3 separate regions of the Homo sapiens genome follow, and regions 1 and 3 are each linked to region 2. Evidence: chromatin loops called from intact Hi-C (ENCODE). Cell type or tissue: endothelial cell of umbilical vein. All regions are shown on one strand.

What was found. Hi-C counts contacts between places; a loop is a spot of excess contacts. Peaks named below come from ENCODE experiments on the same cell type or tissue, not always from the same donor. Only the 100,000 strongest peaks of a DNase experiment are listed, where the experiment ranks them.
Region 1: a loop joins it to region 2, with 9 times the contacts of the local background. A loop is called at or near these places in 2 of 110 quality-filtered maps.
Region 3: it touches region 2 in a loop (6-fold over the local background); 4 of 110 quality-filtered maps call a loop at or near these places.

The regions. Positions count from the first base shown.
Region 1 is chr6:46,946,021-46,951,020 of GRCh38, forward strand. It overlaps a transcript of ADGRF5 not described here. Among named protein-coding and RNA genes, the nearest start is that of ADGRF5, 27 kb to the left of the region's middle. In endothelial cell of umbilical vein, no CTCF peak of the experiment used is centred here; DNase peaks (open chromatin) are centred at 1,691, 2,861 and 3,641; H3K27ac peaks cover 3,752 bases.
Region 2 is chr6:46,873,564-46,878,563 of GRCh38, forward strand. It overlaps ADGRF5 (adhesion G protein-coupled receptor F5), which reads right to left. Exons shown (of 21, transcript NM_001098518.2): 10 at 4,639-4,842. Among named protein-coding and RNA genes, the nearest start is that of ADGRF5-AS1, 27 kb to the right of the region's middle. In endothelial cell of umbilical vein, no CTCF peak of the experiment used is centred here; a DNase peak (open chromatin) is centred at 2,648; H3K27ac peaks cover 1,294 bases.
Region 3 is chr6:46,933,370-46,938,369 of GRCh38, forward strand. LOC105375080 (a long non-coding RNA gene) reads left to right here. Exons shown (of 3, transcript XR_001744147.2): 2 at 63-195; 3 at 3,020-3,796. It also overlaps a transcript of ADGRF5 not described here. Among named protein-coding and RNA genes, the nearest start is that of ADGRF5, 14 kb to the left of the region's middle. In endothelial cell of umbilical vein, no CTCF peak of the experiment used is centred here; a DNase peak (open chromatin) is centred at 2,442; H3K27ac peaks cover 1,099 bases.

The sequences.
Region 1 (5,000 bases), 72 kb after region 2:
TACAGCTCAAGGTGAGATTTGGGTGGGGACACAGCCAAACTATATCAACAGAGAAGGCAGGAAAGAGAAATCCAGGCAGAGGAATGAACCACAGTAGGGAGAAAGAATGAATGGAGAAGAGGTGGCTGGCCCCGGTTATAGCCATTGGGAAGCTGAGGAAATGGCAGAGGGAAAGGAACCTGTAAAAAACAACTGAGAAGTTGCAGCCAGAGAAGAAGGAGGGAGGCCAGGAGCATTGGTGTCCTGGAAGGCAGGGACAAGACTAGAGGAAGTGGAGAACAGTGTGAAGTCCTGCTGACAGTAAATGAGTTGGATTTGAGGATACAGAGGTCAAAGAGAATCTTGGCAAAAGCATTTGCTGAGGTACACTGGGGTAGCGTAGACAGAACACAATGTGAATGGTTGGTGATGATGTGAAGACGTGAATCGCCATAATCCTTTCAAGAATTTTGTGGTGAGGGAAAATGAAGATGGAAGTGCAGCTGAGGAAAAATATGGGTTAGGAAGAGCTTCTGCTCCTATTGTTTTAAGATGAGAAGGATCTAAGCATAATTAAATGCTAACAGGAAAGGGCCAATAAGAGGTGAGCCTAGTGAGGCTATGGGAATAAAGGGCAGGAGCACGGGAGAGCTGAGCTCTGGAGGCAGGGAAGGGTCCCTCTTCCCTTGGGACAAAACAGGAGGGCAAAAGAGATGGGTATTGAGGCTGATCCTGGCACAGATTTGGTGGTGAGAAGGCCAATGGCGTTATTTCCTCCAAGAAGGCACAGCCGTTTCCTGAGAGCAGGCTGTGTGTGCAAGTGTGTACATGTGTATGTGCATGGTGCACACACTGGGCTTCGCTAGTGCTTGGAGATTTAAGGACGGTGAAGACACCATAAAGATGTCTCTGGGGATAATTGAAGAGTTCCAGGCTGAGTGAGGGCCCATGTCCCTCTTCTAATCTTTACTGGCCTTAGACCATACAAATATCTGGCTTCTTTGCACTCTCATTTGCAACACGTTGAGTTTGTGTGTTTGTATATATGTATAAATATATGGTCTTGAATTTTCCTGCAGGCAGAATCTCTGGTTTCTCTTAGTACCTAGTAGAGTTCAGACACATAGAATATATTCAATAAATAATTCTTAGTTGATTGAAATACCTTTCAACTCATTATACCCCAGCTTTAGCCAATAAGTAGACTCCAAAGGTGAAAAGCAACTATAATTCTGAGATAGCCCTTCCCTAGGGACAGGGAACTGCAATTGAGTCATCATTTTTAGCATATGGGAATACATATTACGATAAAGAAAGAAGTGTTCTCTGGTCTGACCAATGATGGCTGCATGTCATAACACTGAATGAAAACCTTTTAAAATGCAATACGTTTTGTGCTTTACCTATTTCCTCTCCATTAACACACAAACATATGCACACTCATGCACACAAATGCACACATATGTGCACATCTGCGGGTGCACACCACTACCAAAACCCAAACATCTTTTTGCTCCTTAGATGGCTGGCAGCGTGAATTTTCTGTAATGTAAACGAAGAAGTGGTGGGCAGGATAAAGGGTTAAGTAAGGATCTCTAGTAATGCTCCAACTTGTTCTTTGAGGAGTAACAAAGAGAGGAAGCACAGGCTTTGTGGAAGGAAATTCCCAGGCCCCACTTCGGACATTCGCAACCTGCCCTGTGAACCTCTGAGGGGTGTCTGATAATAAACACTTGCAAACAAAACAATCCATGAAGGCATTTTTACTAACATTCTCACATTCTCACCAAAGGGCTACAGCACATTTTCCTGAATCTGCGGACCTTGGAGGGGGGACCTGGACATCCACCTGCCAGCAGAGGCCAACAACCCAGTCCCTGCTCAGGCTGGTGTTTGTACGTGCAGGTCCCCCTTGCTCCTTGGGCCTTTGATTGGGCAGGGGTGGTGATGGGGCTGTGGAATGCAGATCACAGACTCAACACCGGACAGGATGTGTGTGGACTGCTGTGTGCAGACCTGAGACCCACCTCTTCATCTTTCACGGAGACCCCCAGACATAGCCCTGAGCATTGCAACTTTGAGTAATAATGCAGTGACCTTCCCCAGGAGTAGAAGGAACTTGACAAAGGCATGAAAAGCTTTGCTTGTAAAGTGTGCCAATTAAGTAACAAATTGGCCTTCTTTTCCTGTAGTAGCAAAACAAACAAATAAAACCCCTGGAGACTTGACAGTAAATATTTGTGCACAAGTTTCTTGTAAGAAGCTCAAAACATGTTAGGACCAAGATGCAAAAACTTAAGCAAAAGTCTAGTTTGGGTGAGATTATTTGTAATATTATACCTTATTTATCCCCAAACTAATAGGATGTGAGATCTGTTATGCCCATTTCATCAATGAATAAATAAAGGATCAGAAACTGGCCTAGAATAATAGTAAAGTTCTGGGTGATTCAGGTATCTGATACTTGCTCTAGTGAGTGTGTGTGTGTGTGTGTGTGTGTGTGTGTGTGTGTGTGTATGTGTGTGTTTATTGGGGCTGTGTGTACACAGATTTATGGCTTTTTTAAAACAAAATATTCTTAAAATCACTTTATTAATTGCAATTCAAGCCAAGATCCTCAAACAGCATCGCTGTCTCAGGTCTAGACCAGAATTCACTTCACAGTACGGGTGAGATTTAGATCCTTGACTACAAAAAGAAAGCTGACGCTTTACTTTTGAATTGCCGTCACCGGTCTCTGGAATATTTTTGGATGACTACTCATTTGCATCTGTCCAGAGTTGGCGGGCAATCTCCCTCTTGACCCCAGCCCTCAAGACCACATTGATCCAACCGAGGTGATGACAGGTTCCAGATTTTACTCTAGGCGGGGTTAACATGAGCCTCTACTCAGGCCTCCTTCTGTCCTTTGTGCTACAACAATGGGCGGAAACACAGCCTTGTTAGAGGAAATTCCCAGGGCCATGCTTTGGACATGAGACAGTGGCTTTGCTATGCTGGGTAGGCTGATGCGCATCTAAAAATAAATACCCTGGTCTGCAAGGGTTTCTATGATTTTGTCATGTACAGTTGATTACATTTCAAAGGATTTTTTTTAATTAGTGTTTTTAAGAAAGCTAACTTAGGTAAGCCTTGAGAATAAAATATATCATGGCTTTGTTTCGGTCTGAAAACATATAGCATTTGCTTATAACTGTTTCTGTTGAAAGGACTGCTGCTTTCTTCCCCCAGGATCTCAAAGTGAGATTGAAGAAAGCAAAGGCATGCTGAGATGCTGCCCAAGCATGGTCAGAAACATGTGAGGGTCCAGAACTGCAAGTTCTTTGAGTCCACAAAGGATAAAGTATTAACAGAAAGCTCTGGGGCTGCCTGGAGTGGTTGCTGATGTGTATAGGGTCTACCTAAGCCTAAGTCTTACTTCTCTAAAAGTTTCCAGATCCCTACTTCACAAAGAGACTGCTCTTGAGGTGGTTCATGTAGCAGAAAAGGAAAGATGGGTAGAAGGCAGTGGCCAGTGAACTTGACTCACAGCAGGCAGACAGTTCCAGCCAGCTTTCTTCTCTCTCCAAAAGTCAAATATTCCATTCATAGTCCTTGCAACTTAGAAGATGGTAGAATCAGTTTCTTTTTCACATTTTAAAGTTAGACCTCGGAATGGCTAGGAACCCATATCCATGTAGTCATATTTCCATTTTAGCTAGAGGAGAAATCAGGGCCAAAGCTCTGAGTCTTGCTGTTATTTGCCTGACTCTACTTGAGCTGAAAATGTACAGAAATGTGGCAGTTTTCCATCAAATAGGAATGTGTTTGCAGCACAAGAAGTAACCCATAATTTAGTTAAAGAGTAACCCAAGAAGAGTGGTTTACAGTGAAGTTTTCCCTCCTCATTGTTCTCGTTTCTTTTTTGCTCTTTCCTGGAAGTCCAGCCTACTCCATTGTTACTAAGACCCTATTTTAAACTTACTGCAGCAGATAGGTAGGGCTAGCTGGTGAAAAGTCAGCTATCCTCACTCTAGCCTGATGATATTTTTTGCAGACCTTCATTTGGTGGCTTGGATCACCGCACTGACATCACGAGACTCTTGATAGCTTTGAGCGGGAAGGGACCTTTGAGGTCATCACCCGGACTCCACCCATTATGGGCATCCCTTTGGGAACACCCTGGCCACTAGTCCATCTTCCAGGGTGCTGGAACATTGCCCGGGACAAGGCGTTCACCACACCACAAGGCAGCTCACTCATTTTTAGATGATTCTGATGGTGGGTAAATCCTTCCACACATTGAGCTGAAATCTGTTGCGCTATAATTTCCACCCATTGATCTTCTGTTGGCCTTCCCTTTTCCCACACAGAGCAACCTTTAAATATTTAAAAGCAGCCCTCATGTGCTCAAGATGTACTTCTTACTTTAATTGTCCCCTGAATGATCCTTCAACTGTTTGGTGAATGACAGTTTTCTCATTTTCACCATCTTGGCCAACCTCCTCTTTTAAGACCTGGTGTTTTTTGTTTTTTGTTTGTTTTGTTTTGTTTTGAGACAGAGTCTTGCCCTGTCGCCAGGCTGGAGTGCAGTGGCACAATCTCAGCTCACTGAAACCTCCGCCTCCCGGGTTCAAGCAATTCTCCTGCCTCAGCCTCCTGAGTAGCTGGGACTACAGGCAAGCACCACCACATCCAGCTAACTTTTGTATTTTTAGTAGAGACGGGGTTTCACCGTGTTAGCCAGGAAGGTCTCGATCTCTTGACTTCGTGATCCGCTCACCTCAGCCTCCCAAAGTGCTGGGATTACAGGCATGAGCCACTGCGCCTGGCTGACTTGGTGTTTTTTTAAAGGAACCTATTTGGCACTTTAGATAATTAATCTTCTTACAACTTTGTGCACTAAGTATTAGTTCATATTTTCAGAAACAAAGACTTGGCAAGATACAATCACTTGTTCAAGACAGGAGATTAAAAACCAGGTCTGCCTCTTTCTAGCCCACAACATGCCTCTCATTAAAAAAGAAATATTGAGCCAGATA
Region 2 (5,000 bases):
CATCCTCTTCTCAAAGATTGCCCCTTTCCTCATCTTTTTCTCTATTCTCTCTGCAGGCAATCTCATCTATACCTATGGCTTCTAGTATAGCTCAAATTTGGATGACTCCCACTCTATTTCTAAGAGCAACACTCTCGTTGGAAACTTTAGAAGCAAATTCCCAAGTGTTGCTCTGACATCTTCGGTACCTTCAACTCAATTGGTCCATTTAAGAACTCATCTTTTTTCTCCCCAGATAAAACCTGTACATCTTCCAATGTGTCCTTTCTTTGCACTTGGCATTTCCCCAAACAAAAAATCCTAAATTACTTGCATGCACTCACCTTTTACCCCTACTCAGTTGTAAGAAACTTTTAGATTACTCTTCTGAAATATCTCACTATTGTCTTATCCACTCCTACCCATGGTAACTTGCTCAGACCCCATTATCTGTGGTCTGCCCATTACACATGATTGTAGCTGAGTCTCTATTTTCAGTTATTTGCCCCTGCAATCTATTGGCTATCAGACCTTAAAACTTATTTTTCCTAAGTTCAGCTCTCACCATCTGATGTCCCTCTTTTTACCTTTAAAACCTTACCATTGCCTACAGAATACAGTAAAATCCCTCTTAGCCTGGTATATTCAATTATTCACAGTGTGATTCCAATCTGCTTCTCTTCTCTTTATCTTCTATAGCTCTCTCTGAAAAATTAGATCATCTCCTGGGGCTTGAACATGCCCTGTAGCTTTGCACCTCCATGCCTCTGTTCACACCTGAAATATTCTCATTCCCTCTTCCTCCTGCTGATTCTTACTGATCCTTAAAGACCCATTTATCTCACCAAACTAATGTACAAGACAATGATCTATGCAAGAAGGAGTGTATAAACAGATGTACAGAAATAATGATAGTGTGCAGTGGGTAGGTTCCATAAGAAAGAAGTCAATATGTTATGTAGATTAAAGGAGGGATGTTTAGTTGAGAGATTAGGGAAGATTTCAGAGAAGGGGAAGATTTGCTCTAGGCCTTAACAGACATTCAGGATTTTAATAGATAGAAATGGCGGCTGTAGTTCTGGTATGTGGTTGTATGTGGGTTGTGTGTGAGTAAATCCATACTCCTTGGAAAACTTGGCATTCCATCAAGCTGCTTCAGGGGCTGGGGCTGTGTTGAGGGGGGTGGAAGGATAATAAACTGTGTGGGCTCCAATCCCTTCACCCTTTTTCTAACCACAGCAGCTCCACTTTGGTCTGCTTTACACATTAGATGTGCTCTCAATGAGGGGCAATTTTGCCTCCCTGGAGGACATTTGGCAAGGTTTGGAGACATTTTTGGTTGTTGTAACTGGAGATGTTACTGGCATCTTGTAGGTACAGGCTGGGGATGCTGCTACATATCCTACAATGCACAGAACAGTTCCACCCAGCAAAGAATTATCTGACCCAAAATGTCAATAGTGCTGAGTTGAGAAGACTTGCATTAGACAGCCATGCAAGATTCTGCTTGAAAAATGGATTCTACTGTTAACCCAGAAAACCACTGCTATAAGCAAAAACACAGAAGCAGCAGCATGCAGGTCTTGTTCAGAGAACAATAACTACTTTTGTTAGGCTGAGATTCAGAGAAAGAGTGGAGAAAAGGCTCCAAAGAGGTGGTAAACTCAGAAAACACAAGCAGGACTTCCAAATTGGCATCATTCACATCGTGTTTCCTACAACACCCCTGGGACTGTGCAACCAGGAGCCCTGCATGGGAGGTACTGAATGCAGCTAATAAGTTGGTACTTTGCTTTCTGGAGAAGAGAAGGTATGCAATTACAATTTTGTTGTTCAAAATTAGATGACATCCCAGACCTTCCTCTATAAAATGGTGGTGATGGTACCTGCTTTGCAAGACTTTGTGTGGGGAGTGGAGAAAAACCAAGATGATAAATGTAAACATTGAAAACAGAGTTGAGGCCAGGTGTAGTGGCTCATGCCTGTAATCCCAGCACTTTGGGAGGCCAAGGTGGGTGGAGGTCAGGGGTTCGAGACCAGCCTGACCAACATGGTGAAACCCCATCTCTACTAAAAATAGAAAAATTAGCAGGGTGTGGTGGCAGGCACCTATAATCCCAGCTACTCGGGAGGCTGAGGCAGGAGAATCCCTTGAACCCCAGGAGCGGAGGTTGCAGTGAGTCGAGATTGCGCCACTGCACTCCAGCCTGGGTGACAAAAGCAAGACTCTATCTCAAAAAACAAACAAACAAACAAAAAACAAAATGAAACAAAAAAACCAGAGTTGAATACATTGAATCTACCACAATAACTATTTTGTGATTGCGTTGATACCCTTAAAGAATACTCCTTCACTTTTTTCCCATGTGGGAGGAAATCTTCATTGAATTTTAGTTTCTTAAAGTTAGAAATTCTGCCATTGTTGATTATTTCCTTTCCGTCTCATCCTTTTCCAGAGTGCTTTGAATATGCGACCATTTATGAGAGCAGGTCATTCATTCAGTTCCAAATGCTTTGGGTAAATTCTTTTGCTTGATTGTGTTCTACAGACTTGGAAAAATGGTTGTTAGTAGAACTTGTGGAATTTGGAGAAGAGAGCTGCAGAGAGGAAGCAGCAAGGGCAGGAGAAAGAAGGGCAGGGTGCCAAGGCAGAGGCTAAATCCATCAGAGAAACCACGGTGCAGGTCCCCAGGCTGCCAGCCCTGAGGCAGGAAATCCATTGTTCTGCAGTCATTCATCCCGCTCTAAGCATCTGCGCCACAGACTTCCTGATTCCTTTGCCAGAAGGCCAGGTTTTTCACCTTTCGGGGTTGAAAGCTTCTAAGCCAGTACCACAGGAATTGTGCAAGGCCTTTCTTCCATCTGGCAGTTCCTTCAGGATACCTACACCTCCTCTTCCTTAGAAATCAGGGAAGTGACTCCATGTATCATGTGTCAACATTTTCAGCTGTTACCACATGCCTTTCTTCTGAGTACTTATGTCTAATACAAATGCTTGCAGGTGAACTGTCCTTTGGAAATTACATGTGCTTAGGAAAATTTGCCTGTAAATTGATAGTTTTTGTTGTTGTTGTTGTTTGAGACAGAGTCTCACTCTGTCACCCAGGCTGTAGTGCAGTGGCATGATCTCTGCTCACTGCAACCTCGGCCTCTCGGGTTCAAGTGATTCTCCTGCCTCAGCCTCCCAAGTAGCTGGAACTACAGGTGCACACCACCACACCTAGCTAATTTTTTGTATTTTTAGTAGAGATGGGGTTTCACCGTGTTGGCCAGGCTCGTCTCCAATGCTCAACCTCAGATGATCCACCTGCCTCGGCCTCTGAAAGTGCTGGGATTACAGGCGTGAGCCACCGCCCCTGTTCTGATAATTTTTTAAAAATAATTTAATCAATTTCCATAGCTAAGGCTTTGTAAAATGAAGGTTCACCACACTAATGTATTTCATGGGTAAAGCCACATTTTACTTTAAAGACTTTTTCTTTACAGATAAGCGCATTATACTGTTGTTTCTTAAGAGAAGAGTTGGATCTTGCTCTATGCAGTTTCTAGGTAAAACACTGTTCAAACTCTGCCTGACTAGCTCATTCCAGTGCTGGCCCACCAGGCATGCATAATATAGTTTGGCCAAGACAGACACTGGTTTTGTGAAACAAGACCTTTGGTGAGTCCTAATTTATTTCCTCTCTTTCTTTCTTTCTTTCTTTCTTTCTTTCTTTCTTTCTTTCTTTCTTTCTTTCTTTCTTTCTTTCTCTCTCTCTCTCTCTTTCCTTCCTTCCTTCCTTCTTTCTTTCTTTCTTTCTTTCTTTCTTTCTTTCTTTCTTTCTTTCTTTCTTTCTTTCTTTCTTCTTTCTTTTTTTTCATATTTGACAACCTTGGATAAGTCATATAATCTGAACCTCAATTTCCTTATTTGCAAATTGGAAGTAAAATGCTTCAAATTTGTGGTCAAGCAATTTAAAAGCAGTAACATATTTTTTAAAGGGTTAATCATAAACTGTTATACAAAACAGAGTCAGTATTGCTGTTTTAATTTATTACCATTATTATTATTCATCAATATAAACTGGAGGGTGGGGAACTTTAGGTAAGATTTCAGATTGAAAACAAAAGCTAACAGGATCAGAAATCATATGAAATGACTGAGAGACAAACAGGTCTGCAGAGAGAGAGGGATAAAGCTGGAGGCACAGAGATAGAAAATATTGAGGTATGCATAGATACAAAGGCAGAGAAGTGAGAAGGACCAGACACCAGGAGAAGAGACACAGAAAGGAGAAGCTCCAAGTCAGACCTCAATGACAAATGACCTCATCCTTAGCTCTTTGCTGAAGATGAAAGGAAGGTGAGCACAAGCTTTTCTTGTCTTTTTTTAGATCCAAAATGCCATCGACCTAAGTCATCGGGATCCTAATTTCTTGGGTCTTCTGCTGCTGGGATCTCATCTACAACCAAAGCACGACACTTGTGTGCATATATTTTTGGGGTCTTGTTCTAGAGTGGCTAAGCTGGAGCTGGCATCAAACCTAATGCCTTTTCACAGTCTGAAATCCAGAAAATAACAGCCATCTGACATTTCCCCTTCCATACGCCACATCTCCCATTTCTACTTGGCCAAGAGGCAAAAACCTATTTGCAAAAGGGCTTATCTAACATTCTCACCTGGAATATTTATTTTTCCTTCCTGCTTCCATTCTACTTTGCTCCAATTAACATTACCCTGACTGCAGCAGTTCAAAGATACAGGATTGTTGTCGCACATCACCTTCATTTCTTCATTTGCCAAAATTTGGATGGGCATAACATCTATTTTCTTCTTGCACTCATATTCAAAAATGTCTAATATCAGTTTGCAAACATATTCACCTGCATAAAATACACAAAATCATGTATTATTATAACACATGTGTATTTTCTTAGAGGAATGTACCGTCAGCTCATGGATCATGACAGTACTTCATGAAGTATCATTTTCAAAAGCATCTGAGACTTGGTCTAAAGACGCCTAAAAAACCATTCAGGAA
Region 3 (5,000 bases), 60 kb after region 2:
AGCACTAGCTGTTCACTTCAAGTGGCTTTCCCCTAAATCCACTGAATTCTCTGTCTCCCCAGGTCCAAGTTGTGGATATGTCATTGGTTTGTTACCCTCTTTATTCACTGGTCTTCTCTGTCTCATACCACAATGGCAAACCCAGAGAGATGGACCGACCTAGTTGGCCTGGTGATCAGGTTGCTACTAATGAAGGTGAGTTGCTCTGCTTTCTAGCCTGAGCTTTCTATTTTAGGAATTTAAAGGGTAAGAGATTGAAGACAAAGGTGTTCACAGTGGCTGCTACTGCAATTCAAAATGGTCTAGCATTGTACAGATTGTCGTCGGGCCTCAGGGAAATTGCTCAGCCCTCCACAGCTCCCATGGCCTATCTCAGCACAATGAGGGGGTCCACATTTCCAAGTTCAAGACCTTTCATAACTACGTCACCTTCTATTTATCAGAGTCTTCCTCTCAGGACCACTAAACTATTTTTGGATCTGAAGCACAGTATACAAAACATAGCTACATATCAACAATTACACGATTATTCCAGACCCATCGCCCTTGGTTTTGCCTCATCTGACCTGGAATATTAAGGGAGGGAAAACCACATCTATTTTTAGTTTCTTCCGGAATTCCTCAAATTGTTCACTTTTCCATTTTGTTGAAAGCCATTAAGATCTAGACTTTGTGTTTTACCCAGCAGTGTGTGCACATACTTACGGCACATCTTTGTCTGGGACTCTTCATTTGAACCTTCTGGGCTCTCACTAAATATGGGCAATCTTATGAGTGACCTCTTGCCCCTGAGTCACCCGAATCCACTAATGTCTCTCTCTCTCTCTCAAAAACAAACATACACACACATGCATGCACACTCCTATGCCACATACACACTCACACTTCTATACATAAAATTAGAGAGCAGCCAGCACACATAATTCTGGACCATGGAGATATCTAGCAGAGTTGACACTTGGACCAGATCTTTTATTGACTTTCCCCTCCATTATTTTCAGCAATAATCCTTATTTGCTTGACTAATTCTTTTGATTTAAAGCAATTGACTGAAAAAGAAAACATTTTACTTTATGCTACTACTAAAATTCAGTGAAATGTTTAAGTGTGAACTCAAATTTGTATGTGCCAAATAATAATAGTATGCCTTGAAGTTTGCACTCTTCACTGTTTTAAATTTTAAACAAAAATAAAAACTCTATAAGGTCCCATATAATGACAGAATTGAAGCTACATATGTTCAGTTTCTTTACAAACACCATGCTAACATTGTGTGTTTTTAATCTACTGTTCAAATGCAGGGATGTGTCATTCTGCAGAGGCTGGAGAGACTTCAGGCAAACTCAACAGTCCCAAACCCTTAGAAACTTACTCTTGGAACAAACATATGTAGCTGAGTTCCTCTGTGTCAGGAGCTGCTATATAAATGAGAGTTTTCTGAATTACCTTCTCTGTAGAACACTATTTATTAAAAGGTAATAAATAAAAGTACATTAATTAGCAGCTTATATTACTGAAACTCACCAGTAATAGTAGCAATTGTTTAGAACTTAGACCTTCAATAGATTTTTTAGGAAAAATACTTAATCACTGATGTTGTTTGGGATCACCACCATATGGTGATAGTTCTTTTTTTTTTTTTTTTTTTTTTTGAGACGGAGTCTTGCTCTGTTGCCCAGGCTGGAATGCAGTAGTGTGATCTTGGCTCACTGCAACCTCCGCCTCCCGGGTTCAAGCCATTCTCCTGCCTCAGCCTCCTGAGTAGCTGGGACTACAGGCGTGTGCCACAAGGCCCGGCTAATTTTTTGTATCTTTAGTAGAGACAGGGTTTCACTGTGTTAGCCAGGATGGTCTCGATCTCCTGACCTCGTGATCCACCCGCCTCGGCCTCCCAAAGTGCTGAGATTACAGACGTGAGCCACTGAGCCCAGCCGATAATCCTTAAAAATGATTTAGTCAGTTTTATTGTTGATTTCAAATTCTCTACGAACAATGCACCACCTTGTTGCCTGCACTTGAGGGAAACCCCCACCACTCCACCCTGGTGTCACGGATTCCAGAGTGTCTCTTGTGGGCTCTTCATGCAAGCACAGGAGACCTTCATTCAGAGGTTCCCCATTTTCTCTTCATTAGCCTAATTTATCTCAGAGCAGTACTTTTAGGGGTACAGACCCAAGGAGGGTAGAGGAAGAATTTGCCACTATCAAATAAAAGTGGAGAGAGAGCTCATATTAAAGGAAGGCCACGTGAATCCGATTCACTAAGGCATTTCCCAGCTTCTCAAGGGGAAGCTAATGTTGCCTTTCTCCTTTTCCCCAAGTCCCTCTCCTGCTCCTGAATTCAACTCCATCTGGAAACATCTCCCTGACCCAGAGGAAGGAAGGGCTGCACAGATGTCTGTCAGTGCAGTTCCAAGCCTCCAGGGTCACCTGAAAAAAACAAGTGTGTTGTGTAATGCTGACCTGGAGTGAGAAGGAAAACAAGCTTTGACTCCACTTGACCCTGAAGGAAGGAAGCAGGAAGCCTTGTAGGGGGACGGGGTGAAGGCGTCCTCCGGAATGAGGTGTCCTATTACCGCCTGACCCTCTCCCTAATCAGGAATGCGGAATGAATGGCTCCAGCCCAGAAAGCAGAGCAACTGCAGCAGTTTCCACACCTATCTCAAAATTAGAAAACTTGCCTTGCATCGGAAACAATCCTTATGGCTCCTACTGTTTACACCACCCTAGGCACAGTGTGTCGGGTCCTGCTCAATCTTCACAACACTGCATTCTCTCCTCACCCCCATTTTACAGATGAGGAAAATCAGTCTCAGAGAGGTTGAGTTGGTCAGGATGGAATCCAGAGCTGCCCCATGCCCAAGGCCTTCCTCCCTGGGATGGGGGCTGGCTGGGGCTTGAACACTCCCGTGCCTGTATCACCTGTAGATTCTAGAGCATTAAACTTCAGACTTTGTGGTTTCGCTGTTGGTCATATGGTGCTGAGGTCCTTACTGTATCTTCTCTATCTTTTCTTCCAGATCTGCCTGCCAAACCTGCCTTCCTCGAAATATCCCTTCATGTGAAAGCATTATGAGAAAGGGTAAATCTAATTGTATACTATAATAGTGGCAGTAGGTGAGTTTACGTCACACACGCTAGGAAACTGCTTTAATCTTTCGACATCTCTCTCTTTCCAAATCATGCACGCATTCATTCCATCATCAAACATTTATTGAAAATCTACACACCAGACACTGTTCTAGGCCCTGGGGATAAGAAGTAATGAAAACAACTGTCCCCTAGGAGTCTGCACTCTAGTTGAGGGAGGTGCTGGCTAGCCTCTGTTTACCCTCCAGGTCCATCTTTGCCCTTTTCTGTGCCCCAGGAGGCTAGCCCCGCACTCTACTGTGCCTTGTCCTCTGGGAGGGTGATGGAAGGTAGGGAGAGTGGGAGATCCCAGCGGGAGGTTGTAGTATGGAAGCACTGGAGAGCTAGGCATTTTCTCCCCGCCAACTCCTTCCAGGCTGCAGTTTTGGCAGTGGTTGTGTTCCTGCCCTCTAGCCACAGATCCTGGGGGATCCCCCTCTCCCATAGCCACAGATCTTGGCAGGTTCCTCTGACACCTCTCTTACCTCCCCACCCTTCTTGACCCTTTTTACTTAATGAGAGGCAACCCATGGCTGCTCAATGCTGTCGGTTCTATGTTGACTTAACTGTTCTTACCTCTTCTGTTACCCTTTGAGAATGTCACTTCTTTTCTGCCAGGACCTTGACTGATACAGAAATACAGAAAATAAACAAACAAATGAGTTATATGTCTGATGAGCAAAAATGCTATGAAGAACATGAAGCAAGGTACAGGCAATAAGGAGTGTGTGTGTGTGTGTGTGTGTGTGTGTGTGAGTGTGTGTGTGTTGATGGGGTGGCATCAAGCCCCTCTTTCTCCCATGTCACTGAAATTCCCCTTATGACACTTACCTCATGTTTTCCCAGCCCCTCACTGCCTCAGATTTCATGCCATTGGGTTTTCTACTAAATCTTTTATTTTCTTATTTTAGTAAGCAGAGCAGTTCAGGTCAATTGTGGCTCCTACCTTAAAATGTGTACCTCAGTCCTCCCAACCATTCGTCACCATTCTAGTTGCAAGGCAACACAGTGGTCCCTGATTATCTGAGGGGGATACATTCCAAGACCCCCAGTGGATGCCTGAAATCATCAATAGTACTAAACCCCATATATACCATTTTTTATATGCATGCATACCTATGATAAAGTTTAATTTATAAATTAGGTACAGTTAAGAGATTAACAACAGTAACTCACAATAAAATAGAGCAATTATATAATATACCAGCATCACTAATCTTGTGCTTTGGGGCGATTATTAAGTCAGATAAAGGTCACTTGAACACAGGTGCTGCAATACATATCTTGACAGTCGATTTGATAACTGAGAAAGCTACTAAGTGACCAATGGTCAGAAATAAACTGGACAAAGCGATGATTCACATTCCAGGTAAGGCAGCATGAACAGCATGAGATTTCATCATGCTGCTCAGAATAGCATGTAATTTAAAACTTATAAATTTTTTTTCTGGAATTTTCCATTTAATATTTATCGACCCCACTTGACCATGAGTGGCTGAAACCACAGAAAGCAAGACTGCTAATAAGTTGGGGGGTAGGGTCTACTGATTCAGAGTTATCAATACCAGAAATGTTTCCTATTACATGTAACTTATGAATAAACATGACTTACAGTTTAATTTTAGTGTTTGGGAAAAATGTACATTCTTTAATTCTGGAAAGCCTGCAGAATGAATTCCAGTGTTCACTCTGAAAAGTCTTTGCTAGAAGAATAACATTCCAGGTGCCTTCTACAGCAGTATCCTCCCTTTCCCTTCCTTTCTGCTGGCCTCAGACACCATCACCTGCTATCTCATAAGAAGCAAATCAGAGCTGAGTGTGGTATCTTCCTCCCACACTCTTCTAACCCTTGATAAACACCTTTGACTGGCA